2 separate regions of the Homo sapiens genome follow, and region 2 is linked to region 1. The links are chromatin loops, found by intact Hi-C in ENCODE. Cell type or tissue: heart left ventricle. All regions are shown on one strand. Each heading gives the region's core, and the rest is flanking DNA. Links, peaks and the distances in the headings are about the cores only.

Region 1 (16,533 bases), core at 3,584-11,583:
CAAGTTGGAGAGAGCAGACTGTGTTTTGTTATGAGAAGATAAATGTAAGACACTGGAATTCCCAGCAGTGTGAAGGAGCGGAATGTACGCTGAATCCACTGCCAGGAGACCTGGGCTATTGCTCCAGCTCCATGATGTAGCAGCTGGATTACTTTGCAGGAGTAACGTATCTTCTTTTTTTTTTTTTTTTTTTTTTGAGACAGAGTCTTACTATGTCACCCAGGCTGGAGTGCAGTGGCGCTATCACGGCTCACTGCAACCTCTGCCTCCCAGGTTCAAGTGATTCTCCTGCCTCAGCCTCCCAAGTAGCTGGGAGTACAGGGGCGTGCCACCGCACCAGGCTAATTTTTTGTATTTTTAGTAGAGATGGGGTTTCACCGTGTTAGCCAGGATGGTCTCGGTCTCCTGACCTCATGATCCCCCCACCTTGGCCTCCCAAAGTGCTGAGATTACAGGTGTGAGCCACCATGTCGGGCCCATAACTTCTTTGTCTTTCCTGCAAGGAGCTTGGGGAGATCACTTCCAAGGTCTCTATAACCCTAAGAGTCTACATTCGCTGCCTGGCTATTGAATGAAATGGATTCAGCCGTGGAAGTGTCTTCTTGCTAAGTCACTCAAACCAATATGGAAAGTTTTCTGATATACACCATCCTCCCCACCACCAAAAGCAAAACAAAATAAAATATCATATGATATATAGGAAAAGTATATTCCTAAGAAAGGACTACATGATTATAGCATGGCTTGAGGTGGGAAGTCAATGAATGAATGTTGAATGATAAACGGATAAGGGTTGATTCATCTTTTTGCCAAAAATATAATATAGTCATACAGAGTATGTTCTTAGGAAAAGGACTACATGATCATAACATGACACAATGAGAACATTGAATGGATGAATGTTAAATAAATGGGTGAGGGATTTAAAAGGATTTTTTAAAAAAACATAGAATGCTTCATGAATTTGCATGTCATCCATGTGCAGGCCCTATGCTAATCTCTGTTTCATTCCAATTTTAGTACATATGCTGCCAAAGTGAGCACTGTAAAAGGATCTTAAGGATTTTTGCTAAGTAATACACCAAGTCTTATTTCTGCCAGTTATCTGTATCATGACATTTAATTTGTTTAGCTCTACCTATCCTTTTATTTTTAATTTTTTGAGACAGAGTCTTGCTCTGTCACCCAGACTGGAGTGCAGTGGCGCAATCTTGACTCACTGCAGCCTCCACCTCCCGGGTTAAAGTGATTCCTCTGCCTCGGCCTCCCGAGTAGCTGGGACTACAGGCACCTGCCACCACACCGGGCGCAAAGTTTTGTATTTTTAGTAGAGACAGGGTTTCGCCATGTTGGCCAGGCTAGTCTCAAACTCCTGACCTCAGGTGATCTGCTCGCCTCAGCCTCCCAAAGTGCTGGGATTACAGGTGTGATCTTACTCTTTAAGTGAGAAGTGACTTGTACGTGACACCCATATCAACTCTTCCCTCTTGGTGCCCTGAATCAGCTAGACAGTCTTTGGCTACATTGGTGGTCAGTAAGTGTTGATGACTCATTGAGCATGGATTTCTCTCACCTGTACTTTGGACTATACAGAAAACCAAAGATAAAGGGCTGTCTTGAATCTATTCAGGGTCCTTGTGTTTTGCTCTTCAATGCTTACCACCTTCTTTTCTTGGACAAGGGTGCCACCTGACCTTACTATTCATGCCTTGTTGACTGACTTCATCAAAAGAGTTGTAACAAACTGTTTTTAAACTGTTCTTATTTGTGGGGTAAAACATCTTTATTCCACTTGTAAGAACAAACAAAAATTATGGCACTATGCACGTTATAATGGAGATGACTGGCATTCTCTTAAAAGAAATAGGCTACAAAACAGAGAGAGCTCAAAATGATGGCAGGAGGCCAGGCCAGGTAGCACTGAAAATCCCTATCTCCCTGGCCTGCAGTGTGACACTGCCTGGTAGGAGGTGATCTGGAGCCAGGTGTGCCATGCTGTGACTGTAGCCAGTGTAATTTCTGTGGAAAAGTCTCAACTATCACATTAACAGGCCATTTAACAGACGCTGTAACCACCCTGACGCTGGGGTGTTGGTCCAATTTATCCTCCTGTGGCTGAGTGTGCGTTCAGATTTAATGAATTGGTTGAATTCATTTGGTGATCGGTTTTGGCAGGCTTCTTCTCCCTATCTCCTTGGTTTCCCCCTCCATGCCCTCCGTCACCACTGAGCCCTATTGGAGGGACACCTGTTATTGAAGACACTGCCTAATTATGTGCAGGACAAATACACACCCACATGCACATGCACTTTCATTACACTCCTGGAAAAACAAAAGCAAAGACAAGAAAATATTGCTTTTGGCTAAGTGAGATGAGGCTTTCATTGCTCCAAATTCTGTGAGTTTGGATAATGAGCAGGAAACAACCACAGTTCACATATTCCGAAGCCATGAGGATATTTACCTCCTGTTTGGACGGGTGGATACATATTTGGGTCAAGGAAATCTATGTAGAGGACAAAAGAGCTTGAAAATTCATTCATTCATTTACCCATTCACCCATTCATCCATTCATTCACTTGTCTTAAAAGTCCCAGATACTCTGGGTGTCTGGAGATGTTGAATAATAGCTTCTGCCTTTCCTCCCTCCACCCTCTCCCTTTTTCATACAATTTAAAGAATGACACACATGAGCACAGAAGTAATTTTAACAACACGAGAAATGGCTATTGTTGAGGAGCAAACCAAATATCATCAGGGCACAGAAGGATCACCATGTAACTGCCTGTAGATGGCCAGGAAACCTTTTGAAGGAGATGATAATTGATCTGAGTCATAAAGAATAAAGAGGAGTTTGTCTATCTGGGTATAAATTAACCTGGCTTTCTGTCATTTGTCTGTCTTTCTGATTTCCCATCAGCTTGTTGAGGGCAGAAGCTGTGTGATTGGCTTCTTTATGCAGTGGGAACCTGGCCCAGTGCCTTGTGTATGGGAACCACTTGCCATATTTTAGCTGAGTGAACAAATCTATAAATGACAAGTACTGAGATTCTTTATGGAGTGCACATTGACTAGTCATGGTCAAGATCTCCTTTTGGATTCAGGTGACAGCAGGAAGGTTTGTGCTGGAAAATTTACAGGGTACACAAGGACTGGGAGGCCTAGATGCTGTCTAGGTGGGCCTGGACACCTAGAAGGTGACCCCAGGACTGACCATGGGTACAGAGTCAACTAACTGTTGCACTCTACCTCTGGATAAGAGAAGATCACCACTGCTTCACTCCTCTGGTTGGGGTGGTGGACTCCCAGCTGCAAGACTCTGCCTAAGGGGTGCTTCGTGAGGAAGCTCCTTGGAAGTCCTGCCTCTCTCTAGGTCCTGGACGGCATGTGGGTGACCAGGGATTGACCACACTGAGTGTGATATGGATCAGAAGGATAGAAAAGGCAGCAACAACAAGTGATTGTCTCTTCCTAAGTTTTCCTGTCTTTTGTTGCCCTTTTATCTGCAGAGCATGGTCTAATAAACAGAGAAGGCTCAGGAGGGTCAGAAACACGGTGCCTCATTTCTCAGCCTACTTGCCAAGAATTCCCAAAAAGGAAGCACTGGAGGATCATTCCAAGGCTTGAGGTAATCAGATCTTTCCAGAACTTGAATTAGGTGGCTTGGGAGATTAAGACATTGAAACAAAAAGAGCCCAGTCTAGGAATCAGAAACCATTCTTTCTGGTTCGAGCCCTAGTTTATTGACTGGTGAATGACCTGCAGCAAGTTATTTAACTTCTCTGGAATATAGTTTTCTCCTGTTTCCAAAATCTAGCACTCAAAATCATTTATACATTTTGATTTATCAGGCACTCAACATATATACTCAATGTCTATGTGTAGCAAATACAGTTTCCCAAGTAGAAATAAAGAATACTGTTTTTCAAAAGCCGTGGGGCTTATGAATATTTTTGTAGACTGCACGTTATCTGCAACCATTCTTACATTTAACTGTGTCTCTGGAAAGTGAGTTCTTTCTAAAGGGATAGAGGTACTAAATGGTGATATTCTATAGCTAATGTGGAAAAATTTATCACAGCACTGTGTGATTTGTTCCAGGGACTACCTTTCCCAAAACAGAGAAGCCAGTAGCCTAGATGTCTGATCTAGAGATGACAGACATCAGCTCCTTTATTCATTAGCTGGTACATTTTATCATACAATCGGATTTTGAATTAAATTACAAATAGGAACTTATAACATTGGGATTAAAGTAATGTTGATTAATTTAATTTATACTAAGGTGTAGATGACTGATACTACAGCCTATCCTCAGGGTATATTTTAAGTAATGATAAGGAAAAAAAGCAAAACAGGAAAAGTGATGGGAACTCCAAGGGTGGTGGCAAGGTTATAGGAAGAGGGTTAAGGACATGGCAAGGAGAGAATGAATTTTCCAAGGATAAACTTCTTTTTTACTTCCTGCTTTTTTCCTAAGGTCAGACAGAAACCAGCAGTATGGGATCCAATTTCAGAAAATGTCACAGTCTCCTTGCTTTATGACCCAGGCTAATTTTCAAGACCTCAAAAATCAGATAAAGCTGCCAAAGTCGCTCTTGAGGGATTTTATGAAACTAACATTCTTTTCTCCTTTCACATCATGCATTTTTTTGGTGACTATAAAACACACCTTAATCGTAGAACATTTAGATACCACAGCAAAGCATAAAGGAGAAAAAGCCATCCTCAATTCCACCATCTTTAATATCATAGTGCATTATGTTTTAAAGGCAAAAGGGAGTTTTCAGGCCTGCATCATGGCAGTTTAAAGCGAGGAGGTAGCAAAGCCACCACAGCAAAAACAGAGGCAGGGCCTGGGCATGTTATGTCAGCAGAACTTGGGACCAGTTTTTTTTTTGGAGGGGGAGTAAAACTACATTGTATACTCTCAATGAGATGTGTGTGTCTATATGATGGAGGGGGCTTGGCATGTTCGGTTACCACTTTTTCCATCTTATATTCTTAGTAACTAGGTTACCTGAAGAGTCCATTTGCCACATTCAAATCAGAACTGATTTTTAAATTAGTTGACGACTGTGTAGGTAACACAGATCAGAGAAATTCTGTGCATATACGTGGCACTGTTTGAGTGTGTGTGTGTGATTGTGTGCGTGTGTGTGTGTGTGCACATTCTTGTACCTGCCTAGAGGTCAAGTAACCAAATTTGGAATGGAGTGGGTTGAGAAAAACTTCTCTGTTTTCCTGCCTGTTCCCATCACTATGACTTGCAAATGAAGCCTTTCTTCACGAAGTAAGTCAGGTTGTGGGCGAGAGATTCAGAAGACTGGAGAGAGTTTTTCTGCACTGCCTGCTCAGCACCAGAGAAACCGGAGGACCCTTGGCTGTGCCCACAGCGGGAAAAGCCCAGGCTCCAGGTGAGGCCTCGCTTCCCCCTGGGTGGTTTGAAGAAGGGGCCGATGGCGATCATAAATATCATTTGCTGACACGGAGTCCTGGGGCTGCGCTGACCACAGGAGTCGCGGTCCCCAGGATGCAGGAACTGCTCACAAAGCAGGCATTTATGAACTGGTTGGCTTTGCATTAATTAATTCCCCATTCACCAACAGTAACAATCCCTTCAATGAGTGTCCAGGCCCTGGAAAGCCCTGGTGTTGATTGGAAGTGACAAGTGCATCGCAAAGTGTGACTGTGTTAATATGGAACAGCGCAAAGGGACCTGGAGCCCCTCTCCTGTCCCGCGCCTTCCTTCCCGTGTCATTTTTGAGGAAGAAAGAGGACTTGGCTTCTTAAGGAGTGTTTAATTTGGTTTTTCCTCTTTGGTGGTTCGCTTGTCAGCTGCTGTTTTCTCATCTGCTTCTTCTCCGGGATGGGTTAGTTCTGATGTAGTGAGTTCTGTCATGAGTCCATGGAGTGTCGCAAGGCCATCGAAGGGCCAAGAGCCCTGACAGGTCACAGGGGGCTGATAAGCCAGGGCTGATATACACACACACACATACGCACACACACACACACACAAACGGATATGGACTCTCTGGGGAGGCTGGGCAAAGCCTGGCAAATTCGCTCATTGTTAAGAATTTGGGAACCAACAAGAGACTTGGAGTTCCACAGGTCTTAGTAAAAGCTGAAATGGCAGGGAAATTGTAGAAAGTGGAGCTGATTGTCAATTCCCGAAGGCCAGGAAAACATCTCTTCTTTAACAGGCAGCTCTGTGCCATGTGCTTGCAGGCTCTAAATAAACGTTTGTTGGCTGGCTGACTGGCAGTGGGTTAGACACTTGCCCCTGTGATCCTCCAGCTTGTTTAATTGCCAGTTATTTGGCTTCTTTCTTTCCAGTTGTCTTACTAGTTTGCCAGTTTCTGTGTCAGTTGCTGGTTCTAAGGACGCATGCACTTATCTGGCTGGGCCATTTTAGGTTTTGCTACCTATTTACACATTGGCCAAATCTTTCTTAGTTGATACGGTCCTTTATTACTTTTGAAGATTTTCCGGTTTGTTTCATTCTGTGTTTTTGCTTGCACTTTTAGGAAGTAGATTTAAAAGACTTCATTCACCCTTTTCTAGGTATACACTGTGCTAGAAGATACCAAAATGATTAAGAAAGATCTCCCTCTTACCACTAGAAAAGAGGATTAAACATAAGCACATTCACAAATAACTGTAAGGCAGGATTAAGACAGGCCAGCGCTGAAAGAGACATATAAATAAGGGTGATGGGGCTTCCAAGGAAAGCACATCACAGCTGCCAGATCAGTCAACAAGGGCTTCCTTGGGCATCTGCAATGGGTCAGGAAAGATGGTCAGGGTTTTGTCATGTAAAGGGGGCATTCTTATCAAAGGGAATGGGAAACATCCGAGGCTGTGTGTTCTGGGAAGGAGTGAAGAGTACACTTTGGGGTAAAGCATAGATTTGGGCAGGAGAAGTGGGAGGGACCAGGGATTGAGGACTTTGTCAGCAAGGGTGAGATGTCTGCAGTAATTTTTGCAGACATGCAAACCAGTTGGGAGATGTTTATTTGGGTAAGTGTGGGTGGGACTAGGGTGAGTCACGTGAGGGGCCTAGGGCACAAAACTTAAGGAGACTTGCTCTCAGGTGCCACCTCTGCCTTTGCAGGATCCTGAGTCAGGTCTTCTTACTGCGCTCCCAGCTTGGTCTGGGAGTGGGCTGACCAGTGAGCAGCAGTTTTGCATATTCGCAAGATTGCTGCGAAAGCTCTGCATAGGAGGGATTGGAGACGGTGGGCGCTGTGTGAGACCGTGCAAATAGAGTTAATAGAGACAGAAAAGATGTGCAACCTGGATGGTGTGAATGGTGTGCTCCTGTAAAACAGTCAACACAGGCCAGGGACAATTCCACATGCTTTTCACATGTTAATTAATTTCCTGATGAAAGATAAAGCTTCTAGCCAGGAGTCCAGACAGCTGAGTTCTAGTCTAGCTCTGCTCTAAAGAGTCCTGGGAGCCCCTGTGGCCTCAGCTTTTTGACCTGTGAAATGACCGAGTAACAGACCATTTCATAGGTCCCTGAGAGCTCTAGAATCTCACGTCACTCATGACGTATGTTAATATCAGCTGGCCTCGAAAGAGAACCCGAGCCTTGGGGACCCCAATCTTGGATCTACAAGATCTCTCAGACCAGAAGCCCTGGGGGGTAAATCCCTCCATCCAGAATCTTGTCTTTCATCGATTCAGTGTGAACTACTTCTCAAATTTCTACATTTCTGGTCCCCCTTAAACACTGACATTCCAGTCAGTCTGATGTTAAATTCTGCTTTCCCCTTTCCACCTTGTGTTACCTACCACCACAGCCTGGCCCACATTTTTCTACCCCTCCCTCCTTCTGTCATTAACAAAACTCCCCAGACCCTTGCAAAGCCCCTACAGCAGAATTATCCCAAGAGAGAAACAGTGGATTTAATAAGCTTCCCCTTAGATGGCCCCAAATCCCTTCCAGTTGATTAGGGGAAAAAACAACTACACACAGGACAGTTTCCTGATGCGGGAGGTGAGAGAGAGAAAGAATAAAGAAAGTTCCTGAAGTCCTGGGCCTCAGGGACCAAATTAAGAAAGCAGCACCACTTATTCAAAATCAGATGAATGTCAGTGGGATGTTTGTCAAACAAACTTGTCATTATTTGTCACAATTTGAGGAAGTATCAGTCAATAGTCACACTCGAGCGCATAACAGAGTTATTTATAGCTGCCAGTCTAGAGTTTTAACTCATGCAGGGCCAAGGTTCGATGTTATAAACAGCTTTGTTTATAATGACTGCGTGGCTATAAATAGTTTGGTTCCCCGGGTGTCACAGAGCAGCCCCGGGATGGGCTGCCAAAACCAGCGCCAGGAAGCAGGCTGCAGCAGGGAGGTGAATCCTGGTGGTGGTTTTTTTTCTTCTCCGAGTACCCTTTCTGTGAGTCCTTGGCCAGAGTATTTCATGTTGTTCCTCAGTGTCCCTTTTGGAACGGGGAGTCGGGCTCCCTGGTGTTCCTGGGAGATGGTGGAAGTTACTCACTTAATGAATTAACATCTGCCCCAAGATCTGCTGTTGAAAGGGAGCCAGTATGGGGAGCACCGCCTCTTTTGTGCCTATTCACGGACAATGAGCTAATTACAGTCTCTCTCCTGCTGGAGGGTGGAGGGAGATATCCTGTTATTCCAGTGAACAGGCAAAGCTCTAAAGGTTTATTTACAGCTTCAGATTTAATTTGAACGACAGCAGCATCTCTTCTAAAAATACGAGGTTGTCAGAAATTTAGAAATTTACTAGTTTCTTGTGTCAGCAGAACCTTATCTAAGGAGTGGGAAGTTGGGGGATTTGTGGGGAGCAGAAAAGAGGAAGGGGAATATGTATACATAAATTTTACATGTAAAATACATAGGTATGTCAGCTTAAAAACTGATCATTTTACCAATTGGCACAGGGGCAGTATTCTCAACATCTTCCTGACAACCTCCAACCCCACCCTCCAAAAATGCAAATCTATTTGTCATATGGAAATTTCTTGATCGACTCTTTCCATGTCACGCTCAAAATCCTTACAGTCAATTTTAATACTATTAAGCTAAATCTTCTTTTGCTTTCTTTTTTTTTTTTTTTTAAGAAAAGGTGTGGCCATGAAAAAAAATTTATTGGATCTTAATTTGCAAGATTAGTTCTGGTTCATTTTATTGCAGTAATTTAATACTCATAATGATTTTCTGATGCATATGTTTTAGCAGCAAGATCTACTTCCTATTCATTTTTCATTTCAATGCAACTGACGTATATTAGGCAGCATGGTACAGATCTAAGGGAGCAGCACCCCGTGAGAAACTGACATCATTCTGCCATCTTGGCATCCTCCCAGACATGTGTTGAGCCCCAAGAAGCCTGCACCCAGGTATATCCAGGGATTCAGGACCGAAGGTGATAAGCAAGAAATCCTTCTTTAAAAAGGAGTTACCTGTTTTTCATGGATAGGATTATTAACATCATTACCATTATCATCATTACTGCAATTCTGGCTAAGGGAGCTGTGAGTTGCATCCTATTTGAATGTCTCCCACTGGATGGGAAGGAAGCAATGAGGGCCTCCTAAGTAAACCAACAATCACACTGCAGGGAAGGTGAATCATGGACTCCAATACCCAATGCCACAGGACTCTGACCCAGGTACTAGGGAGGGCATCCTGGAGGAGGTGGCCTCCGCATTGAATCCTACAGGAGGTTCCTTAGGGTGGTAATTGTGCCTTTTTGTTTCTGTACAGACACCTGCTGGCATAGTAGGCACATGGTACATCTTTGTAGAGAGAGTTAATGAAGGTGTATTCTTTTTAGGAAGTTGACAGTCCCTCTGGAACTCTATGTCATACATTAGCAATACATAAAAATAAACATGAATTTAAATGGTTAAAAATGAAAAATAAGAGAGAGGAGAGAGATATTTGTGGAGTGTGTGTGCTGGAGTAGAATGAGGACCCCCCATCTGATTGGTGCTCTGGAATTCCTAAACAAAACAATCAACTCCCTATTGGGAGTCGGCCCTTGCATGGCAAGAGTGTGCAAGGCCAAGGTGTAGGAAATGAAATGGAGCAATGAGCATGTTGAAGTGAATTGATCCGAGTGGAGTGACAGGCATCGTCAGCATTTCCTCTCTGTTTATTTTTACATGAGGCTTTACCCATACGTGAGGCCAAGACCTCATCCGTTGTGGGTTCCAATTCTGTGTTCATGAAGGAGGTGGCATTAAGCTAAAAGGAAGAGGATAAGTACAAGGAGATGGACATTATATCAAGTTTCTCCCTTAGTCTTTCAGTTCTTCTCAAATACTTTTTCTTGTGGTTATACTTAGTTTCATGATTATTTCTACCATTTTTAAAAGAGAGATTCTCAATGTTTATTTTAAAACAAAAAGGACAGATGTTTTTCCACATTGTTATTGGGTGAAGGGGGAATTTTAATATTCACATTATCAAGCATCTGATTTCAGAGAAGATTCTTAGAATCGGAAATCTGTTTGCCCAGTCACTCATAGCTCCCATCTCAGAGATATTATGACGATATATCCTTGACCTAAATGTTCCCATTTAAAGGAAAAGGAACAGAACAATAAATTTTGCAGCATAACATGTAAATCTGATGACGGCTTATGCTTAATATTTTTGTTTATTTCTGTTTCTAAGAATTTTCCTCAATGCCGAGTACCAGCTGAGGAGGATGTGGTATAAATGTATTAAGCAGCTTAGGGTCTCTGGCCACTAATTCTTAGGATTGTAGCTTTTTAGAGCTTCAGGAAACAATTAGAATTTTCTACTTTAGTTCTCTCTTTTTTACAAATGTGGAAGCTGAGCCATTTGACTTCTAAGAGACAGAGTTGGGATAGAACAAATGTCTCTTGGCTCTTAGAAAAGATAACTAATATTTGTTAGACACAAATAGTTGTGCCCTTTACAAAGGTGCAGTGTGGTGGTTAAGGATGAGGGCTCTGGGGCCAGACAAGCCTAGGTTTGTATGTTGGCTCTGTCACTATTTGTGAGGCAGTGAAATGTTACTTCTCTTCTTTAAGCCTCAGCTTTCTTCATCCATAAAATGGAAACACTAATGACACAACAACAGAGGCATTGGAACGACTGAATGAGATAAAGCAGGTCAAGTACTTTGCGATTGTTCCTGACACATGGGACATCTTTAACATGTGACACAAACCACAGTGAAAACAAAACCAAAAAGCAAAACAACCACCCCACAGCTAGGCTTTTTGTTCTTTCAGCCTGGTAGGATCTGTACAGAGATGTTACTGGTGAAGCTTCTTTCTTCTTCACGTCCTTTTGTACATGTTTATTTCCATGGGGGTGGAGAAGCCCTCTGAGAGAGAAACACACGAGTCCCATTCACCATTAGGCTTTGGGTACAGTGACAGATCTGATGGATGGGTGGGTAGCGATGGGGAACAGGGAGGGGAGGTCCTGGTGAGTCATCACTATGAGCAAGAGGGGTTCTGATATGCTTAGCTGGCCCAGAGGGGGAGGGTCTGGGCAGTGAACCCCACTTTGTAGCCCAGCCTTCACCTGCTGGGGGTGCAGCTTTGCTCTGGGCATTGCTTTGATCAGCAATTGGAACTCAAGGTGGATGAGAGCTCCGTGAAAGGGACTGCTATACTGTCTGGCCCTGAGGACTCAGATGGTTGGGACCCCACCCCTGGGATGAGAACACGGGCAGCAGGGGCACAGGTTGGCAGCTTTGAGGACCTGAAACTTATTGGAGAGAGTTATTTATTTCTGTAAATACCTGGATCTCTTGTAAGTCAAGCAAGTGGGGACTTAGGCCACTAGAATTTGGAACAGTTGTCTTAATCACACAAGCCACGTGATTTCACTCATATCCTGGGAAATATTATTTGCACATAAAATTATCCCATTTAATCCCTCAGTAGCCTTGCAAAGTTTTTATGGTATTTTGCATATCAGGAAAATGGAGGCTCAGAGAGATGTAAATCACACTTAAGGTCACAGATATCAAAATAAAGCCTAGAATGAAAACAAATATCATTGGTTTTATAGTCTATATCCTGTCCTTGTCCATTGACCCAGCTGAATTTTACTTTTAATGCATTTTCCTTCCACCTCCTACCTTCTTTGGTTTGTGAATGGAGAGGTAGCCGTGACTTCCTGTGGCTGAGCCACTTCCTGTGGCTGAGGGAAGCAGCAGGCTGTCTGGTTACCTGAGCCAGGTCTGGGGCCAGGCAGCATGCATTCTAGTCCTGCCTGGGACACTCACTGGCCTCAAGATCTTGGGCAAAACAGCTGACTGCTTTGCACCTCAGTTTCCTCATCTGTAAGGTAAGGTGTATTAGGATTCTCCAGAGAAACAGAACCAACAGGTTGGGGGTGGGGGGTGGGGTGGAGAGAGAGAATGAGAGAGGGAGAGAAAAAAGAAGAAGAGAAGAGAAAAGAGACGAGAAGAGAAAAGAAAAAGAAGAACTAGAGAAGGAGAAGGAGGAGAAGAAGATTTATTTTAAGAAACTGGCTCAAGCGATTGTGGAGACTAGCAAGTCCAAAACGTTCAGGGCAGGCTGGAGACCCAGGGAGGAGTTGATGGCGTTCCAGTGGGAAGGTATTCTGAAGCAGGTTCTCTCTTCCCCAGGGGACCTCAGTCATTTCTCTTAAGGCCTTCCACTGACTGGATGAGGCCCACCCACATTATTCAGGGTAACCTGCTTTGCTCAAAGACTACGGATGTAAATGTTAATCTCATCTAAAAATTACCTGCACAGCAATACCTACACTGGTGTTTGACCAAATATCTGGGTCCCATGGCCTAGCTAAGTTGGTGCATCAGATTAACCGTGGGGCTAATGAGATGTACTACATAAGGTTGCTTTGTGGGTTAAGTGAGCTGATATAGGTGAAGAATTTAGAACTGTGTCAGGTACAGATAAATTCTTGATAAGTGTTATCCATCATTCCTTCCAAAAGGAATCATTCATTCCCAGGGCAGACTCTCCCTCTGTGGCTTGGACATGTCATCCTGGCCACTGGGTCCATGCCCCTGAAGTCAGCAGGCTTTGCTTCTCTTCCATTTACTTCTTGTGGCTGCGAAGAGTCTCTGTGCCTTGAGTGTGGCAGCCTGTGTCTGGGAGGAGAGCGAGCTTTCCTGGTGCCCACATCAGTGAGGACACTAGGTGCTGCCTCTTAGTAAAGGCCCAACAGGGGAGATGCTGCAAGGAGATGTCTGGGGATGGAATTCTCCTGAGAGGATCTCTGTTGTTGCTTATACTCGCGGCAAGAAGCAAACACATCGCTCTTTCATCTTGGCAGGATGTGCTGCTGCTGCCAGCCTGTCTGCCCCGCCCCTGGATCGCCCCCACCCCCCCGACTCAGGTGGATGGCCCTTCAGCAAATGCCTTTCTTGGAAAAAAAAGGAGAACTGCACCCCTTGCCGCCCACCTCCTTTTCAGTTCAAAACTCTGCTCTATCTCCTTTGCCCAGCCACACCTTTCGTGGCCCTTCCTACCTGACAAAGGGAGATACCTTTGAGAGTCAGGCCTGCATTGCGAGCTGAGCGAATGTTCTTTTTGGAAACAAAGGAGTGTTCTTTTGGCTTTGGTTGATGAAAGCAGGTGGATTAAGAACTAGGATAAATGCAAAATATCCTGGAGGACAATGGGGAAGGAAAGCTGCGGGAAGGAGACATGGAAAGGAGGGTGGAATGGGAGATGGGAAGGGGCTGGCAGGACCAGGGAAAGGGTAAACCACGCTTTCATCTTGGAGTCTGATCTGTTTCTGAACTCTGAAGAGTAAGGCCATGAATTTTAAAAGGTGTCTCTGCAGTATCTCTGCAGCTGACAGCTCCAGTCACAGAACCAGCCCTCTCTGAAGCTCAGGAGTGCCACAGGAGGCTGAGCCCAGGGAGTCTGGAGACCAGGAGGCTGGGGGAGCCCAGCTGGCCCTTGTCAGGAAGCAGGATCACTCACAACTCCAACGCACTGGCCTGGGCAGGCTTCTGGCTGCACTTGGACGTGGCTGGGGCTGAGTATCCCCTGGCAGCTCCTGGAGGTGTCCACAGGGATGGTATCAGCAGATAACTTTCTGAGCAGGTCTCAAGGCACTGCTGGATGTGCTTGTCAATGACAAAGTCACGCAGACACCTGCTGCAGTCCCTGTTCACCTGTGCTGACTGCTGAGAGGACAGCAGGCCTCCCGGGGACTGGCTGTTTTCTCAACAGGGTTTTGAGAAAGGTCCTCTTCTAGAAAGGGCTGGGGGACCCTGCTTTGAGAGCTGCTCCCAGAGGGGGAAGCCAGGTAGTTCCAAAGGTCCTGGAGGAGGCTCAGAGTCTGCAAGTCACCCAGTAGAGGGAGGGATGTGAAGGTGGCCTGCTGAGTGCTCTGGGCTGGAAAAGTGGCAGTGAGTATTGTCCTTGGAGCCCTGGGAGAAGTGTCAGTGCATCTTACTTTATGAGAAATGCATGCTCTTGAGAAATGGAATGTGGACATTTAAAAAATATGTATTGTTATATCTTTATCAATATGTCTGATTTTTTTTCGAAACCCTGGAGTATCGCAATCATGACTTCTCTGTTTGTGAATTGAGCATCAGGAATATTGAGTTTTCTAAAAGCAGGGATATTGGTAATGGAAGCAAATGGACACTTCTGGAGCTGTCAGGTAGCCCAGAGCAGGACCCCAACAGCCACCAATGACACAGCTCCTTAGCTCGCTGGCTGAGCCAGGAAAACAGAGGTAGTAGCCCTGGGCAGAGGGACGCCACACACAGCCAATCCTGTGGAGACACTGGGAGGCATCTGGAAGCCCCACAAGAACCTACCCCTCCTCAGCTCTGTGTCCTGCCTAGTTACATCCTCAGAATTGTGAGGTACCCCTCCAGCAGCTGGAGGCCTGTGGAGGGGACTCGCCGTGTCTCAGCTTTGGGACTCCTGAGCCCCCGTTACAAAGGAGACTCTTTTTAGAGGGTGTGTGGGGCAAAATACCTTCTTCCTCATTTATTAAAAATTGTTCATTGGAGTAAAATATACATAACATAAAATTTACCATTCTAACCATTTAAAATGTACATTTCAGTGACATTGAGCGCATTCATAACCTTGTGCAACCATCACCACCATCCAGCTCTGGGTATTTTTTCATCATCCCTAACTGAAACTCCATACCTATGAAACACCAACTCCTCATTCTCTTCTTCCCCCAGCCCCTGGAAACCACCATTCCACGTTCTGTCTCTAGAAATATATGACCACTCTAGGTATCTCACATAAGTGCAGTCACACAGTATTTGTCCTTCTGTGTCTGGCTTATTTCACCTAGCGTGATGTCTTTAAGGTATATCTATGTTGCAGCATATATCAGATGTTATTTATTTATCTTTTTATTATGGTAAAAATATCATAAGATGTATCATTTTAAGCATTCATAAGCATTCATAAAGGCACAGTTCAGTAGCATTAAATCCATTCACAATGCTGGGTAACCATCACCGCTGTCTGTCTGTCTATCTATCTATCTATCTATCTATCTATCTATCTATCTATCTATAACTTTTTCATCATCCCCAATAGAAACTCTGTACCCATTAAACAACAAGTCCCTATTCCCGTCACCTCTCAGTCTCTGGTAACCTCTATTCTGTTCTATCTCTGTATGAATTGGTCTATTGCTATGGACCTCATATAAGTGGAATCATCCATTATCTCCCACCTTTTGAGCACAGATTAGATTAGAACACAGATTTTCAAAGTCTTCTCAAAGAGACAGAAGGCCAGCACCTAGTGGAACTTAAGGGTTGCACATGGCTATGTTGGGGGTTTTCCAGCCTGCATCAGGAAAACAGAACAGGGAGCATCCCAAAGCAGCCTGGACAGGACCCCCTGGGCTTCAGAGGGAAGGTGCTCTGAGAGGGATAGCCTGGCAGGTACATCCAGCCACCGAGGGAGGCCCTGAGAGACTCACATCACAGTGCTCCCCGCGTTTGGATTCCAGCCTCAGTGAGCACCCTTCCGAAAATCTGCCTGTGCAGAGAAAGCATAGGACAGGGCTTTTCTTGATGGCTTGGCACTTATGCTTGTCTTGGCAACAGAGAGGAATGGCCAAAACGTAAATGGAGAAGTGGTTCCTGAGTTTGAAAAATGGCTCTGCCATTTACAATATGTGAGACCTGGAGCTCAGCTTCCACTTCTGAAAAATGAGGATGAGAAGAGTCACCATCTCATAGGTATGGGTAGGCATGAGAAACAAGGAAAAGCACACATAATGCAGAAAAGTGTCCTGCTGAATGCCTGACCCACAGTAAGTCTTCAGCCGTGATCATAATCGTAATGTTAATTCATTGTGTTGTTAACATATCAGTTTCTTATAAGTTTTGCTAGCATGGCTCACTATCCTCAAGTCCAAACAGTTTTAAGACATTGAAATTGAGTTTGGGAAATGCATGCCCCAGGGTCAGGCATTTCTGTGAATTTGCTGGGGTGGATAACCAACCACTTGTGCATCTTGAGAAATCAGTGGTTTGTCTCCCCGGTGACATCTTGATCTCACCG
Region 2 (16,533 bases), core at 3,585-11,584, 210 kb after region 1:
TGCCACATGGCTCCTGCCACCCTAGGATCCAATCACTCCATTGCATTTAGGTTTCCCAGTTCAGTGACTGCAGATCCCACTGTAAAGTCTCACCTACACAGAAGAGTGATCACGGAGTTTTTCAAGGGTACCAGGGATTCCATCACAAATTTATGTCTCACAATCATGGTGAAAAATATGTCTTCTGGACTCTCCCTGAGTGAGGGGGAAGATACTAAATGACAAATCCTCTCTAACATTTCAATCTCCCTAAGCCTTTGCATCTCTTCCTCTATATTAAACCAAGGCAGTCTAGCATTTTGAACTCACTCAATATTGCCCACCTTTTGGTCCATGTTTCAGCCAACCAACCAAATTTAGTCCCTTTGTGTTGCTATGAAGGAATATCTAAGACTGGATACTTTATAAAGAAAAGAGGCTTCTTTGGTTCATGGTTCTGCAGGCTGTACAAGAAGCATGATGCCAACATCTGCATCTAGTGAGGGCCACAGGCTGCTTCCAGTCATGGCAAAAGGTGAAGGGGAGCTGGTGTGTGCAGATCACATGGCAAGAAAGGAAGGTGGTGGGGAGGGAGGTACTGAGCTCTTTTAAACAACCAGCTCTTGTAGGAACAAATAGAGCAAGAATTCACTCACTCTTGCAAGAATGGCACCAAGTCATTCCTGAGAGATCTGCCCCCTGATCCAACACCTCCTACTGTTCCCCACCTCCAACACTGGGAATCAAATTTCAGCATGAGATTTGGAGGGAACAAACAAACTAAAGTATAGCACAAACAATTAGAGCCCTTTCGAACGGCCTGAGCTATAATGTTAAATACAGAATCTCTGCTTAGTGAGCCCATATCAATGAATTCCACCTAATCCAACTTTATGTTCCTCCTGCCATTATCCTATACTCTCAATATCCACTCCCACACGTTTCCCAGATTTCTATCTGTATAAATTAGAAAATTCCAGTAGTTCTTTTGAACTGTGGTATGCTTCCTTGTGAGTTACATTTTGTACCTTACCTTTAGGAGCCTACTAGGACTTGAATCAAGTTATAGGTCTAGAAGCACAGAGGGGTGATATAAATGGATCTTGAGGAGAATCACTGTCTAGCATAGCATCTACCACAGAGGAGGTCATTACAGTTTTCGAGGACAATGCAAGTTTAATCCCACCAGTTGAGAGGTGAGGGGGTGGAGAAGCCACTACCACTGGGAGTGGGAAGGTGGCTTCCCCAGAGGTTAGAGAGGCCTCTTCCACTGGCAAATATTTATCAGATTCCAGGGGCTCGATTTCCCCAGTTTCATCAGGTCTTCCTACATATCCCCATTCCAGCTCTCAAAGTGCATATCTTCCTCACTTCAACGTTTGACTTCCTGTGAGGCTGAGAGTTTAACCTGGGCAGTCATTCAGCCAGTCTCAGGATAAGATTCTGTGTTTGATTTTCAGCAATCATAGCCCTGCTGCTAAAGGCAATAATGATCTTGCAGGGCACCTGTAGAAGATTTCAGGTCTTGTACATGGGGCTTAAGCTGAAGATTCAAATCCTGGAGCTCATCCTTTCCTTTCCCCACTTTGCCCAGTGACATTTGGATCAACCAGCCAATCTCATACTTGTTAGTTTGCAAAAAGTGTTCGTAAGTATATACATAGCTCCCCACCGCCCCCCCGCCCATTGCCCCCGCAGCTCCTTGCTTCCTACAAGGGGTTGCTAAGGAGTATCCAAAGGTGCTGTTTTACGTATCTCTATTGCCAGATCATGCCATGGACTACCAGTGCTCTCATTACTACTAAAAATAAAGTCATTAGCATCTTGAAATCTAATCAGATTAGAGAGTCAATTCCAGAAACCGCAGAACCATTTCAGAAAACCTGTCCTTAACATTCTTTTTTTTTTTCTTTTTAATTTAATCATTTAATTTTTTTGAGACAGGGTCTCATTCTATTGCCCAGGCTGTAGTGCAGTGGTGCTATCGCAGCTCACTGCAGCTTCAACTGCCCGGGTTCAGGCAATTTTCTCACCTCAGCTTCCTGAGTAGCTGGGACCACAGACACACTACCCTATGCCTGGCTAGTTTTTTTTTTATTATTTGTAGAGAAGAGGTCTCACTATGTTGCCCAGGCTGCTCTCAAACTCCTGGGCTCGGGCGATCCTCCTACCTTGGCCTCCCAAAGTGATGGGATTACAGGCACAAGCCACAGCACCTGGCCTTCATCCTTAACATTCTGTTTCTCTAGAACTATTCAAGGAAGTGGGGATAGTCATACAATATTGCAAATGTACTAAATGCATGGAATTGTACACTTAAAAATGTTTAAAATACTAATTTTATGTGTATTTTGCCACAATAAAAAAACCACAGTTACAAAAAAGGAAAAGAAATAACCCAGCCTGAATGAAAGTAGGCAAGAGGCAAAAAGACCCTCAATTCAGAGTTTAACTCAACAGAAAGTGCTGATCAATTTGTTAGTGGATAAGGATAAAAGCTCAGAGTTTTAGAGTTTTAAGAAATAAAATATGAATCTAAGGTTTTCGATCTGTAATTTTACGTTCATCTTTCTTCTAGGATTTAATCAAAAGTCTTTTCAACTTTTGGCCCGATGATTCTATGCTAATTTGCACTTTCAACTTAACATTCATATGGTCATTTTGTCCCAGGCAGAATTAAAGATTCAAGATGTACCTACTTCTTCCGGGGACAACATTCATGATTCTTAAAGATTTCACAAGTGTACCTTCTAAGGTAAATTATAAACAGTGCCAAAGAATTTGCTTCACCGCATGCCTATAGGGTTGTGAATCAGGCTTAACTCTTCCTCCCCCACCCCCATTCCCCCATTCCCATCTCACCTGACATCTTCCTTTGACCTACTTTTTCAGAAATCAAAGAAGTAATCTTAGGTGGTGATTTGAAGTCCCACGCCATTTGTACTTGCTCCTCTTAATCTACTCTGCTTTCTGTTCCTTCTTTCTACTGCCCAGGGTAAGTGGCTGGAAGTAGTAAGAGGTCAATGCCAAGTGAAATCCTCTGGCGTTTTCTTCTGACAACCAGGAGTCTGCAAAGTGAGTTTGCTGGGAGCGTCCAGTTTTTTCAGCTTAACGTTAGGTGTACTTTCTGTCTTCGGCACAAATTGTTTCCAAATGCCTGTGGGTTGCAATATGATTTTCCCATCTTGAAAATCTATTAAAAAGGAAGAGATTCTTCACTTCTCCCCACCCCACCTCCAGGCACTGCAGATGGCGATTAACACCCTACACAGCCCCTCCCCATAGCATCATCGATTTTCTGCCTGCATTGCATCTACTTCACAGTTCGAGACATGCCAAATCACACACGTTCTAAGTACTTGTTGCTAGCAACAAATCTCTGTTCCTCAGTGGCCAAGCAGACTATATTTGGAATGTCAGAGCACCTAGCCCTTCCCTGGCCCACTTCCTTTAGCTCAGAAGTCTCCAAGCCTGAAAGTAACCTCACCCGTGTTTCCTTGAGTTCTGCTTGTTGAAGCAACTCTTTGGATTAACTCCGCAAAACACAAAGTGACAGCAAAACAGAGAAACAATCAGATTCTTTTCCATGAACTCCTTTCTTTTCTATAAAAGTGTTATTAATCCCTATCTTATGGGACAATTGTGAATGTATTTAATGAGCTCATCAAAATATACATACACATACATATATATATAGAGGGGGGGGGTTGGGGGGAGAGAGAGAGAGAGAAAGAGAGAGAGTCTCACTCTGTGGCCCAGGCTGGAGTGCAGTGGCACAATCTCAGCTCGCTGCAACTTCCATCGTCTCCCAGGTTCAAGCAATTCTCCTGCCTCAGCCTCCCAAGTAGCTGGGATTACAGGCGCTCGCCACCAAGCCCAGCTAATTTTTTTTATTTTTCTTTTTGGAGACAGAGTCTCGCTCTGTTGCCCAGGCTGGAGTGCAATGGGGCAATCTCGGCTCACTGCAACCTCCGCCTCCCGGGTTCAAGCATCCTGCCTCAGTCTCCCTAGTAGCTGGGACTACAGGCAAATGCTGCCAAGCCAGGCTAAATTTTTTTGTATTTTAATAGAGATGGGTTTCACCGTGTTGCCCAGGCTGGTCTCGAACTCCTGAGCTCAGACAATCCACCCGCCTCGGCCTCCCAAAGTGCTAAGATTACAGGCATGAGCCACTGTGCCCGGCCTAATTTTTGTATTTTTACTAGAGACCGGGTTTTGCCATGTTGGTCAGGCTGGTCTCACACTCCTGACATCAGGTAATCTGCCGACCTCAGCCTCCCAAAGTGCTGGGATTACAGGCATGAGCCACCTTGCCCAGCCTGAGCTCATCAAAATATTAAAACTAGTGCATTTTTAATGGCAGTGTAGACCTAGCACATGGCTGGCAGTGTATAACTGCCAGGTGTTTCTCCTCTTTTCCTCACCCTTTCTCTCTCTTTTTTATTGAGGTGAAATTCACATAACATAAATCAAATCATTTTAAAGTGAACAATTAAATGGCATTTTATACTTTCCCAGTGTTGTGCAATCACATCTCTATCTAGTTCCTAAATATTTCCATCCCCCCCAGAAGGAAACGCATCCCCTTTAACCACTCTCCATTTCCCTCTCCTCAGCCTTCACAAACAACAATCGACTTCCTGTCTCCATGCATTTACCTGTTCTGGTTATTTTATATAAATGGATTTATATAATATGTGTCTGGTTCCATTCACTTAATGTAATATTTTTGAGGTTTTTTCACCTTGTATCACGTTTTGGTAATTCATTTCTTGTTATATCTGAACAATATTCTGTTGTATGAATATACCACAGTTTGTTGTCTATTTATCTATGGATGAACATTTGGGCTGTTTCACCTTTTGATGTTTGTAAATTGTAAGTAGTGCTGCCATGAACACATATGTACATGTATTGGTTTGAGTGCCTGTTTTCAATACTTTTGAGTATATAACTAGGAGTGAAATTGGTATTCACCCTTTTTTTTCTGTTACTTCTCTTAATGATCTCATGTCTGCGTGATCCTTAATGATGCCCCGTTTTAAAATTCCTGACATTGTTTGTCACTAGGTCATTTGTCTCTAGTTTAACTGATCAATCTTGACAGCAATTTTTCACTTTTATTAGTATTTTAAGGAATCAGCCTGTGGTTTTGAGAATCTTGTCTGCTTATACATTTGAATTAGTTACAATGATTGCTTTCTCTTTGGATTTGTTTCGCCACTCCTTTGGTAATGTCCGGAGAGAGCTTCTTAACTGACACGAACGGGGCTCCATTGGTATGTCCTGGGATCCCTCGTCAGGCCTGTGCACTCCCAGACCTCCAAGGGCCGGGACCTGCATTTTTGTCCGAGGGCCGTCCCCAGGCTGCCTGAACTTACTTAGCCTATGGGCATAGTGGGCTGGAGGTGCCTGGGAACTAACAGCGCCAGAGGAAACCTTTAACTAAAGACCAAAGGCTGTCAGGGTGTAAATACTCTTCTTGCCCTTCGGCTGAGATAATTCTGAAGCATATTTTACTTAGTTTTCTAGAGTTCTTCTTGGTAATTAATGCAATCAAGCTCCAGTCTCCTGCTGTGATGACTGCCTTCATAACATACCCTTTATTATTTATCTGTCTTCCCTCCGTATCTCACTTCCTACCTGTTCCTACTTGTCTATTTCCCTGTGAGGGACTGAACTGTGAGCCCCTCAGATTCAACGTACGAAGCCCCTAAATTTATTTGTTCGAGTCTGAAGCCAAAGTACCTAAGAATGTGGCTTTATTTGGAGATACAGCTTTAAAGAGGTGATGAAATTAAAATGAGATCATGAAGGTACACTCTAATCCACTATGACTGGTGTCCTTATAAGAAGAGATTAGGACACAACACACACAGAGGGAATCCCATGGGCAGACACAGGGAGAACACAGACATCTGCAAGCCAAGGGCAGGAGCCTCAGAAGAAACCAAACCTGCTGACACCTTGATCTCAGATTTCAGCCTCCAGAAATGTGAGAAAATAAATTTCTGTTGTTTAAGCCACCTAGCCTGTGATACTTTGTTACGGCAGCCCAAGCTAATTAATTCACTCCCAATTAAACTGTTCGCCCTTGAATCCTTGGCTCAAGGTCTGCTTCTGGGGAACCCAAGCTAAGATTCAAAGTTTATTGATTTTTTTCAGTGTTTCTTCTTTTCTAAATATGCATTTGAAGCTATAAATTCCCTTCTAAGCAAGGCTAACACTCTGATATGTAGTATTTGATAGTGTAATGATAAGTATTTGTAGTATAATGGTAAGCTTTGATATGTAGTATTATTATTTAATTTGAAGTATTTTCCATTGCAATTTCTATTTAACCTGTGGCTTATTATAACTCAGAAGGGTTTCACATTGGCCTTATAGATGCTCCAGCCATGTGTGTCACTTCTGCTCACAACTCAAATGACCAGAACTAGCCACAGGGCTCCACCCAGCCACAGGGGAGCAGAAAGCACAACCTACCGTGTTGGTGTTGCATAGAACATCTTTCTACATGTTTCCTCTTGCGTAGGTGCTAGAATTGCTTTAGAATAGGCTATAAACCTGGGGGTGGAGTCACTAAGTCATCTTATTAAACCCATCTTCCATTTTATTAGAAATTGCCAAGCTGCTTTCCAAAGCGGTTGTGTGAGTACACATATTGCCCATGCACATTGTTCTGCACCTTCACAACCCTTCATATTATCAGACTTTTAAAATTTTTTGGCAATTTTGGAGGCATGAAACAGTATCCTTTTGCATTTTAATTTTCATTTCCCTGACTAATAGGCAGGTCAGGTTTGTTTGTTTGTTGTTGTTGTTGTTTGAGACGGAGTCTTGCTCTGTCACCAGGCTGGAGTGCATTGGCACGATCACAGCTCACTGCAACCTCCACCTCCTGGTTTCAAGCAATTCTCCTGCCTCAGCCTCCCAAGTAGCTGGGACTACCGGCACCTGCCACCACGCCCAGCTAATTTTTGTATTTTTAGTAGAGACGGGGTTTCACCATGTTGGCCACGATGGTCTCTTGACCTCATGATCCACCCACCTTGGCCTCCCAAAGTGCTGGGATTACAGGTGTGAGCCACCGGGCCTGGCCAGGTCAGGTCTCTTTTATACCACATGTCCTGTGATGGTCTCTACTTTATATAACTGTATTTTTAAAATAAATTTTATGAAACATTTTCCATTTTAATAAAAATTAAGTTTATATCCTATTTGATAATAATTTGTGGCTCATTTCCCAATAGATTACATCATAATTCTCTAAAACTAATCCTTGCATTTTAGCAAGACTTCAGGTCTATTTAATTAGCAAGGCTGAATTTAAGAATGAACTTGAACTTTATCAGGGGTCAGTAAACTGTTTTTTTGGTAAAAGACCAATAGAAATATTTTATTTTATATATTTTTTTGCTTTGCAGGCCACATGGTCTCTGTTGCAAGTACTCAGCTCTGTTGGTATAGCAGAAAAGCAGATATAGACAATATGGTGTGGCTGTGCTTCCATAAAACTTCACTTGTGGACTCTAAAATGTAAATTTTGTGTAATTTTAGTTTGTCACAAAATATAACTCTTCTTTTGACTTTTTCCTCAGTTATTTAAAAATGTAAAAATCATTCTTGACTCAGGCTATATAAAAAAGAGGCAACAGGCCATAGTTTGCTCTTGGGCCCTAGCTTGGCACCCCCTGAACTATATGAAAGCTTGACTCTAAAGGCAAAGAATGTGATAGAAGCTGTGTACCTGCTGTTAATGCAACTCACATTGCAATCAACACGAAAGATTAAGATCTCGGCCAGGTCTTTCAATCCTCTTTCTCTGTTTTTGTGCCTTACAAGGATTTTCTTAGATAAGTTTCATGAGCATGGTAGATCCAATGGTCTCAAAAGATTTATCCTGCATTCTGCATGCACAGGTGTTTCACACAGCAAAGCCCAGGAGCACAGGTCTTGCAGCCTCTGGATAACCAACTCGTCTCTCACCAGTGGTTCAAAAAAGCCCATGCTATCCTCATCCAAATAAACTTATGAAATGCTTTACCAAATGATTTGTTCAGAACAGTGAATACTAGACACAACTTTGTGTGGAACAAGAGGAGATCCAGTAATGACAATACATCTTTTGTTAGAAAGACTTACAAAGGCTGTGACATTCTTCTTTGAAGTGTTGTCATTGTGTTGGATGGGATGAAGTGGTTCTAGGACACACAAAAAAGGATCAAGAACATCTGAGAAGACTACAGATAAGTCCTTACTGCTGATTTTGGACACAGGTAGGTTACAGAGATGTTACACAAGCCCTCTGGCTTGTCAGTAACCCAGGGATCTGCCTCTGCAAGGCTAATACCATGGTCATTATACTTTATCTCTCTGAAATGCTCTGGAGTCTATTCCGCATATAATTGGATGTTTGTTCAGATAGAAAACCACACTTTGGCCAAATAAGTCTTTGGTTTCTTCCAGGTCAGCCATATGAAGATTCAGATGAGCAGTCTGTGCTTCCTTTGCCTTATCTCTCAAGAGCTGAGACCTTATTTCTATTCCACCTTGAACAATTTTGTTTGAGTACAACATATTTACTGATATGGTCAGCTCAAGTCATTGTGGAATGAATACTTAGATGCTGCGTTCTTCCAAAAACTGAGCAGAACCTCCCTTCTGTGAACATTTTCAATAGGTTGTTTTCAAGGTGAGAAAGTGGGAGGGAGAAGGGGATGAGCATTGAAGTAAATATTTTTTTCTTCTTCTACTTTTGCTACTGGGAATGTTCCTATCCAGGAAGGCAGGTCCCCTTTTATTTTATCAGATGCAGAGGAGTTATCGTACCTCTGTTACCAATTCTTTATCCATAATTTATGTTAGTAACAAGGGACCTGTTGCTAGCAGTTACTGATGAAAACAAAAGCTGGTGGCTTTCTGGAAGAAGGGGGCGTGTGATCTCAAGAGAGTTGCATCATGGCCATACTCCTCTAAGTTTCTAATTTTTTTTCCTTTTTTTTTTTTTTTGAGACAGAGTCTCATTCTGTTGCCCAAAGTGGAGTGCAGTGGCTCGATTTCAGCTCACTGCAACTTCCGCCTCCCGGGTTCAAGCAACTCTCCTGCCTCAGCCTCCCGAGTAACTGTGACTACAGGCCCGTGCCACTATGCCTGGCTAATTTTTGTATTTTTTGTACAGACAGGGTTTTTCTATATTGAGCACGCTGGTCTCAAACTCCTGACTTCAGGGGATCTGCCTGCCTCGGCCTCCCCAAGTGCTGGGATTACAGGCATGAGCCACCACGCCTGGCTTCTAATTGTCTTTTTAAAAGCCTTTTCCCCTTTTGTGTGTGTGAGTTATCTTCACTCTCACTGGCCACCAATAACAAAAAAAAAAAAAAAAGAAAAGAAATAAAGAAGTGGGAGATGTTTAGAACATTTCTGTGATGTCAAGGCAGATCCAGTAATTAAAGTTTTCCCTTCTTCCTATCTCGATTTGATCCCAATGCACATTTTTTTTTAGGTAAGTAACTTCAGATTTCCTAATCCACTATAGCATTTAATTCTCAGGCTGTTAATGGAGTAGAAGTCATTCCTGTGGCTGGCATATCTGAACTGCCTGCATATCAATATCTGTTGAGACATAGCACCAAATAATCATTCGAAGCCCAGAAGTGAATAAGAACAATCCATTCACGCGTGGGACATTTATTGGATATCGTCTATTTTAAAAACATTGGCTCATCACTCTGGGATATGAATAAAAAATTAGAGGAGAAAAGATGAATATAAAAACATATGGTAACTGAAGAAGGACTGAAGAGCTGATGGCAAGGATTCTGTCTCAGGTGTTTCCAAAGGCAGAGAGAGTCTACGAGTCAATTCCAAAGACATGTGTTCTCCCTTCCTCCAATTCAGCTACCACCAAGGCTCCACCTGGCCCTTTAGGGACTCACGCTCCACTTACATTTCTGGGAGGAGAACAAAACTGGTTCTTCCTTAGGAACCAAAACAGTAACATGGGCCCTGTGCTGATCTGAAAGGTATTTTTATTTAAGGAAAAGACTTGGCTTTTTTCATGTTAAGGTTAAATATTTTCTCTGGGGACTGTGATGAACACCTCCTGAAAAGTAAAAATCTAACGGTGTGTGTGTGTGTGTGTGTGTGTGTGTGTGTGTGTGTAGGTGTGTAGGACGTTTTCTCTAGAATTCTAAAATTTCTTTTCTTAGGTAATAATTTTCACATTTGCTAAGTTCTGAATGAATCTAAACTATTTTGCTTTGAGTTTGTCTTCCTATTACTAATCCATTTTCTGCTCTAGAAGATTTTGAAGATAAGGTAGGTTTTGAACTTAGCCCACTGACTGCCAAGCAATAGTCATTTACATGGAAAGCAAAAAAAAGAAGTTATTGGCATCAGAATTGACTCAGTCATTAAAATATTCCACACCTAGATTTCTCAAAGAACTAAAAACAAAACTACTATGTGACCCAATCTCACTACTGGGGATACACCCAAAGAGAAAGAAGTCATTATATCAAAAAGATGTCTGTACTCAAATGTTTATCACAACGCTGTTCACAATAGCAAAGACATGGAAGCAACTGAAGTGTTCATCAGTGGAGGACTGGATAAAGGAAATGGGATAGACTATTCACCATGGAATACTTGTCCATCCATAGAAAAGAACAAAATCATGTCTTTTGCAGCAGCATGGATGGAACCGGAGGCCATCGTCCTAAGTGAAATAACTCAGAAACAGAAAGTCAAATACCACATGTTCTCACTTATAAGTGAGAGCTAAACAATGAGTACACATGGACATACACAGTGAGTGGAATAATAGACGCTGGAGTCTACAGAAGATGGGAAGGTGGGAGGGGCTTGACAATCGGAAAGTTACCCATTGGGTACCATGTTCTCTATTCGGGTCATAAGTTCACTAAAAGCCCAGACTTTACGTCTATGCAATATATGCCTGTAAGAAATCCACACTTGTACTCCCTAAAGGTATAAAAATTAAAACTAAATAAATAAATAATTAAATAATCCATACCTAAACCATTTGCAGTGGAAGATTTTTGCACAGTTTTATTTTCTCGGGGTCATTTCCTACCCTGAGTTTTGGCCATCTGCATATGGTTATGGAATTACTGTCTCTTAGGATGCTCTTTACTCTTTCCTGAGCTGGTGAAACCTAGGGGAATCACTAGAATAAACTTCACTCTCTATTTATGCGGATTTGCTTCACAGGGAATCCTTTGTATCAACTGAGTCACTGCCATCAAAATATCCATGAGAAGTTCACATAACCTCATTTCCCTCTGTTAATGTTACTGAGTAAAGCACAAGACAGGAATATTCTTAGAGGATATATGGCTTCCTCTTAATCAGAGCTGGCTTAGAGTGGAGAAACAGGGTCCCTGGGGACAAAGCAAGGCACTCATGAACTCTGGCCACTGTAAGACAAACAATGGGGAGACCTTATTCTTAATTTAGATTCTAAGCAAAGGTTTTCCTGGTGACCTAGTTCCTCTGGAGCAATCGCACTGCTCCAGTGATGTTTTAGCGACTTGCCCTGGTACCCTGAGTTCCCACCTTGCCGCTCGTCTCACATTTTCTTTCAGGATATCTGGATTTTTCCTCTGATTTACACATTTCCTCTATAATTCTGCACAATACCAAAAATAAATATAATTTCCTTCCTCTTAAAACTCAATAACCATTAGGCTAGAAGAAGAGGTACCATTTGGCAAAAAAAAAAAAAAAAAACTCTCCATATCACATCCTGCCTAGCGGTAACCTCAAACTTGATCTCACAGTGAGGACAGCCTGATTTTTCTCATGCTTAGGAAATCACCAAGCCATGGTAACACTTTCCTGGATGTAGCTATTGTAGCGTACTGGGGCCCCTGAGCCATGCAGGGTCACACAGTTTGTCTGGGGTGAGAGGTCTCATTCAAAATGCATTACACCAAATTTTCCTTTCAATGAAGTTTTGGCTGTACCACCTCCACTGCCCCACCTGTAAAAAGAGGAAACTTCTCTTATAAGAGAATGAGAAAAGAGGGAAGAAGGAGGAGTGTCCAGATGGATAGAAGGGGAGGGGAAGGTGGTTTCTTTTTTTCTTTTCCTTTTTTTTTTTTTTTTGAGATGGAGTCTCACTCTCTCACTCAGGCTGGACTGCAGTGGTGGTATCACTGCAACCTCCGCCTCCCAGGTTCAAGCGATTCTCTTGCCTCAGCCTCCCAGGTAGCTGGGAACTAAAGGCGCACGCCACCACGCCCAGCTAAGATTTTTGTATTTTTAGTACAGGTGGTGTTTCACCATGTTGGCCAGGCTGGACTTGAACTCCTGACCTCAGGTGATCTGCCCGCCTCGGCCTCCCAAAGTGCTGGGATTACAGGCGTGAGCCACCGCACCCAGCCCCGGAAGGTGGTTCTATAAAGACCTGGCCTTCCTCCGGCTCTCATCTGCCGATAGTCTAGAAGAGCAGATTCTGGGAGGCCTGATTCTACAGCTGCCCACGGATGTTTAGAGGCACTGACGCACCAGCTTTCCTCTACCAAGGAAGATCCCTTAAATCACCCACAACGAACAGTGCATCATCTTTCAATGGAGGCAATTCAGCCCGTTTTTCCCATTATTGGAACATATCTCTGCTTCTCTTCCTGAGCACTAAAGTAGTTGGCATGCATTTAGGAGCCATGTTGTGTGAAAAATATGGCTCACCATGTAGTTGGATGTGAGTAAGTTGGATGTGACTGGGATCTGTCTCCACTGTAATGCAAAAGGTATGGGCATTCTCCCGCCTGGTCCTTGAGATCCCTGGCGGAATATCTGTGATCTTCTAAATTTAATATAGTTACAGGGTAATTGACAGGCAGGACTACACTTCCCTTCTTCCCCAGGAAATGCCTGTATTCATTCTATGTTAAATTTGTTTGATTTCAAAGATCCACTGGGTAATTCATGGCTTCCTGCTCTTTCCCTTACCCAAATGCCTTCCCACTCTATTTATGAGTCCAGAACAGGTCAACATTTGAGGACCTAGTAAATCAAGTTGAGTTTGGATTTCCGTTGCAATTTTGTGACTTCCTATATGAGCACTTTATTATCACAGAGAAGGAAGTCTGGGGAGCAGGACAGAGATAGTTCAGAGAAGTCTCCACTAATATTTATAAAGACATTATGTAAAAGCATTCTCCCCAGCCCCCACATCTCCCCTTTTTTTAACACCCAGAATTCCAAAAGAATGAGCATTATTTTCATTGATTGCTGCCACAAGCAAGAAGAATAGGGCCAATCTATATTTTCCCCCACAAAATTTGGAGAGGCATGATATATAGAGAGAAGCCTAAAGGAAAAAAATACATGCAAGTATAATAGAATGGTGTTTGCTTATTGTGATTTGTTAATATATGTTCCTTGAACTGAACTAGATAAAAGTAAATAAATACTATGAAGATTTGTCTTGTGCCAGTATGCTTAAAAAGGAATTTTATTTCATCCTTCCTGTCATCTTGCAACATTTCCAAATATTAATTTAAAAATTTCATAATTCCAATATATATTTTGCATCAGGATAAGGCATATTGTGTTGAAAAAATTGTCACAATTTTCTTTCCTTTTTTAGAGACAGAGCCCACTGTGTTGCCCAGGCTGGCCTCAAACTCCTGGGGTGAAGGAATCCTCCCACCTCAGCCTCCCAAGTAGCTAGGACTATTGGTGTGCACCATCAAGCCCGCCATCACAATTTTCTAATCCATTCCCAGGCTGATATAATTATTGAACCTGAAAGAGTAAATACAGATAGGTGACAAAATCAAAATTGGAGGTTAAGCTTGTCTTGTCCAGTCCAGATCCTGCTTTCAAACAAGATTTGGGATATTGTCTCAGAGAATTCCCAACAAATATAGAATGAAATAAAATCCATATGAGAGAAACAAATAAAGAGCTGTGGGAAAGCAAAGGAGGAGGTGGTCAGGTCTGTGAGAAAGTTCTGAGAACACTTTCACAGAGAAGATAATAGTGGAGCAAGAGGCATGGACCCCACTGGTTCTGCCTTACATGGTACCAGAAGCAGCCTAGCTTAACAGTTAGTAGATTCTCAATAAGAAGTTGTTGAATTTATAATGGAAGGAAAGATGAAGAGAAAAGAGCTAAAGTTATACCCTTAGAAAATACCTATATCTAGAGGGCAAAAGAAAGAAAAGGAAGACGACAAGAAGAGGAAGTAAACAGAAAACTATGCAATGTATGAAGGGATGTCAAAGAGAATTTGGTGGGCAGTATTTTCTAATGCTGTAGAATAATGCTACTTAAAGTATGGTCCTCAGACCGGTAGCATAAGTATCAACTGGAAACCTGCTAGTAATACAAATCCTTGGCCCATCCTAGACCTACTAAATCAGAGTCTCTTGGAGTGGGGGCCCAGAATCTGTGTTCAATGAGCTCTCAAAGTGATCTTTACGCACATTAAAGTTTAAGAAAAAATGTGGCATATTTCTGGAAGATAAGTTGCTACTGACATAACTCAAGTTTCTGATTCTTAGAACCAAATTCTTGCAACCTCCTAGGATCTTCCCAGAATTAAGTTGCAGGGAAATCACTGTATTAAATTGCTAATGTATAAATGGTTCAAGGTAAATAGCTTATTGCATGCTTTATTTCTTAAAACCTTTCTTTCATTGTAATGTCCCACTTCAGTAAGAGTGAAAAGGAAAACAGCATTAAACTTCCTCAGTTAATCATACCTAAAAACCACTCCGGTATATTATTAAACAACTCAGTTCACCTCTGTCAGCTACCATCTCAGGGAAAATTACAAAATGTTTTGCATTGAACAAAAATGAAAATACAACATCTCTGAATATACAGGATGAAGATAAAGTGGTACTTGAAGGGATATTCATAGCATTAAGTGATTTTATTAGAAAAGAAAAAAGACCTCAATTTAAAAATCCAAGCTTCCAATTTAAGAAACTAGAAAAAGAAAAGCAAAAGAAACCCAAAGGAAGCAGAAGAAAAAATATATAAAGATAAGAACAGAAATGAACAGAATTTATAAAATAAAACCATAGAGAAAAATCAATGAAATAAAAAGTTGGTTCTTTGAAGGATCAATAGAATTAATAAACTTTTAGCCAGTCTGACAAAGAAAGAGAGAAAACACAAATTACTACTACTGGAAATAAAAGAGGGCACATAACTACAGACTTCACAGATGTTAAAAAGATAATAAAGGAATACTACAAAAACTCTACAGACATAAATTCAAGTTAGATAAAATGAACCAATTCCTTGAAAGACAGACTATCAAATTCACCCAAGAAGAAAGAAAGAACCTAAATAGCTCTATGCTTATTAAAGAAATTAAATTTGTTGTTTAAAAATTTTCAACAAAAGAAATCTTCAGACTCAAATGCTTTCACTCCTTAATTCTACCAAAAATTTAATAATAAAATAATACCAATTGTATATGACTTTTTGTTAAAATAGAAGAGAAGGAGGTTTTATTTATTTATTTATTTATTTATTTATTTATTTATTTATTAGAGACAGAGTCTCCCTCTATTGCCCAGGCTGGAGCGCAGTGGCGCAATCTCGGCTCACTGCAACCTCCACCTCCTGGGTTCAAGCAATTCTCCCGCCTCAGCCTCCCTAGTAGCTGGGACTATAGGCGTGCGCCACCACGCCCAGCTAGTTTTTTTGTATTTTTAGTAGAGATGGGGTTTCACCATTTTGACCAGGCTGGTCTCAAACTCCTGACCTCATGATCCACCCACCTCAGCCTACCAAAGTGCTAGGATTACAGGCATGAGCCTCTGCGCCCGGCCAAAGGAGTTATTTTCTAAATCATTCTTTTAGGTCAACAATACCCTGACATAAGATCAAGACAAAGACAGTATAGGAAAAGATAACTGCAGAAGAATATCTCCCATAAACATAGATTAAAAGTTCTCAAAACAATATACTAGGAAATCAAATCCAACAGTATATAAAAAGAATAATACATCACAATTAACTACAATTTATCCTGGGAATCCAAGGTTTGTTCAATAGCAAAAAGTCGATCAGGCATGTTGGTATGTACCTATGGTCCCAGCTACTTGGGAGACTGACGCACGAGAATCAGTTGAACCCAGCAGGCAGAGGTTGCGGTGAGCCAAGACCGAGCCACTGCACTCCAGCCTGGACAACAAAGCAAGACTCTGTCTTAAAAAAAAAAAAAAAAGTCAATCAATGTAATCCATCATATTAATAGATTTAAAAAATATTATATCAATTGATGCAGAAAAACCATTTGACAAAATGCAGCATCTATTTGTGATGAAAACTCTCAGCAAACTCTGAAAAAAAGAGAAATTTTTAACTTTGTTTTTTCTTATGATTAGGAGCAAAATAAAAAATCTTTATTCTTAGGCAACATCATACTATAAGTCCTAGCCAGTGTAATAAGGCAAGAGAAAAAAATAAAAAGCACATACCTCTTTATTATTTTTTATTATTTTAAACTGTCCTCATTTAAAGACAATATAATTATCTACATAGAAATAGCCATGGTATCTA

Evidence for each region. Peaks named below come from ENCODE experiments on the same cell type or tissue, not always from the same donor. Only the 100,000 strongest peaks of a DNase experiment are listed, where the experiment ranks them.
Region 2: it touches region 1 in a loop (3-fold over the local background); 6 of 110 quality-filtered maps call a loop at or near these places.

Annotation. Positions count from the first base shown.
Region 1 is chr6:14,631,046-14,647,578 of GRCh38, reverse strand. LOC101928354 (a long non-coding RNA gene) reads left to right here. Exons shown (of 4, transcript XR_241980.4): 2 at 3,510-3,628. It also overlaps the pseudogene RNU6-793P. Among named protein-coding and RNA genes, the nearest start is that of LINC01108, 350 kb to the right of the region's middle. RefSeq lists a silencer at 7,087-7,381 and enhancers at 6,890-7,873, 10,941-11,040. In heart left ventricle, for the core only: a CTCF peak has its summit at 8,564; a DNase peak (open chromatin) is centred at 8,348; H3K4me3 peaks cover 975 bases; H3K27ac peaks cover 2,099 bases.
Region 2 is chr6:14,418,383-14,434,915 of GRCh38, reverse strand. It overlaps LOC105374942 (a long non-coding RNA gene), which reads left to right. Exons shown (of 6, transcript XR_926510.3): 3 at 2,650-2,734; 4 at 2,974-3,054; 5 at 7,902-8,258; 6 at 8,449-14,242. LOC101928331 (a long non-coding RNA gene) reads right to left here and starts at 3,136. Exons shown (of 3, transcript XR_001743994.3): 1 at 2,842-3,136. In heart left ventricle, for the core only: no CTCF peak of the experiment used is centred there; no DNase peak of the experiment used is centred there; H3K27ac peaks cover 385 bases.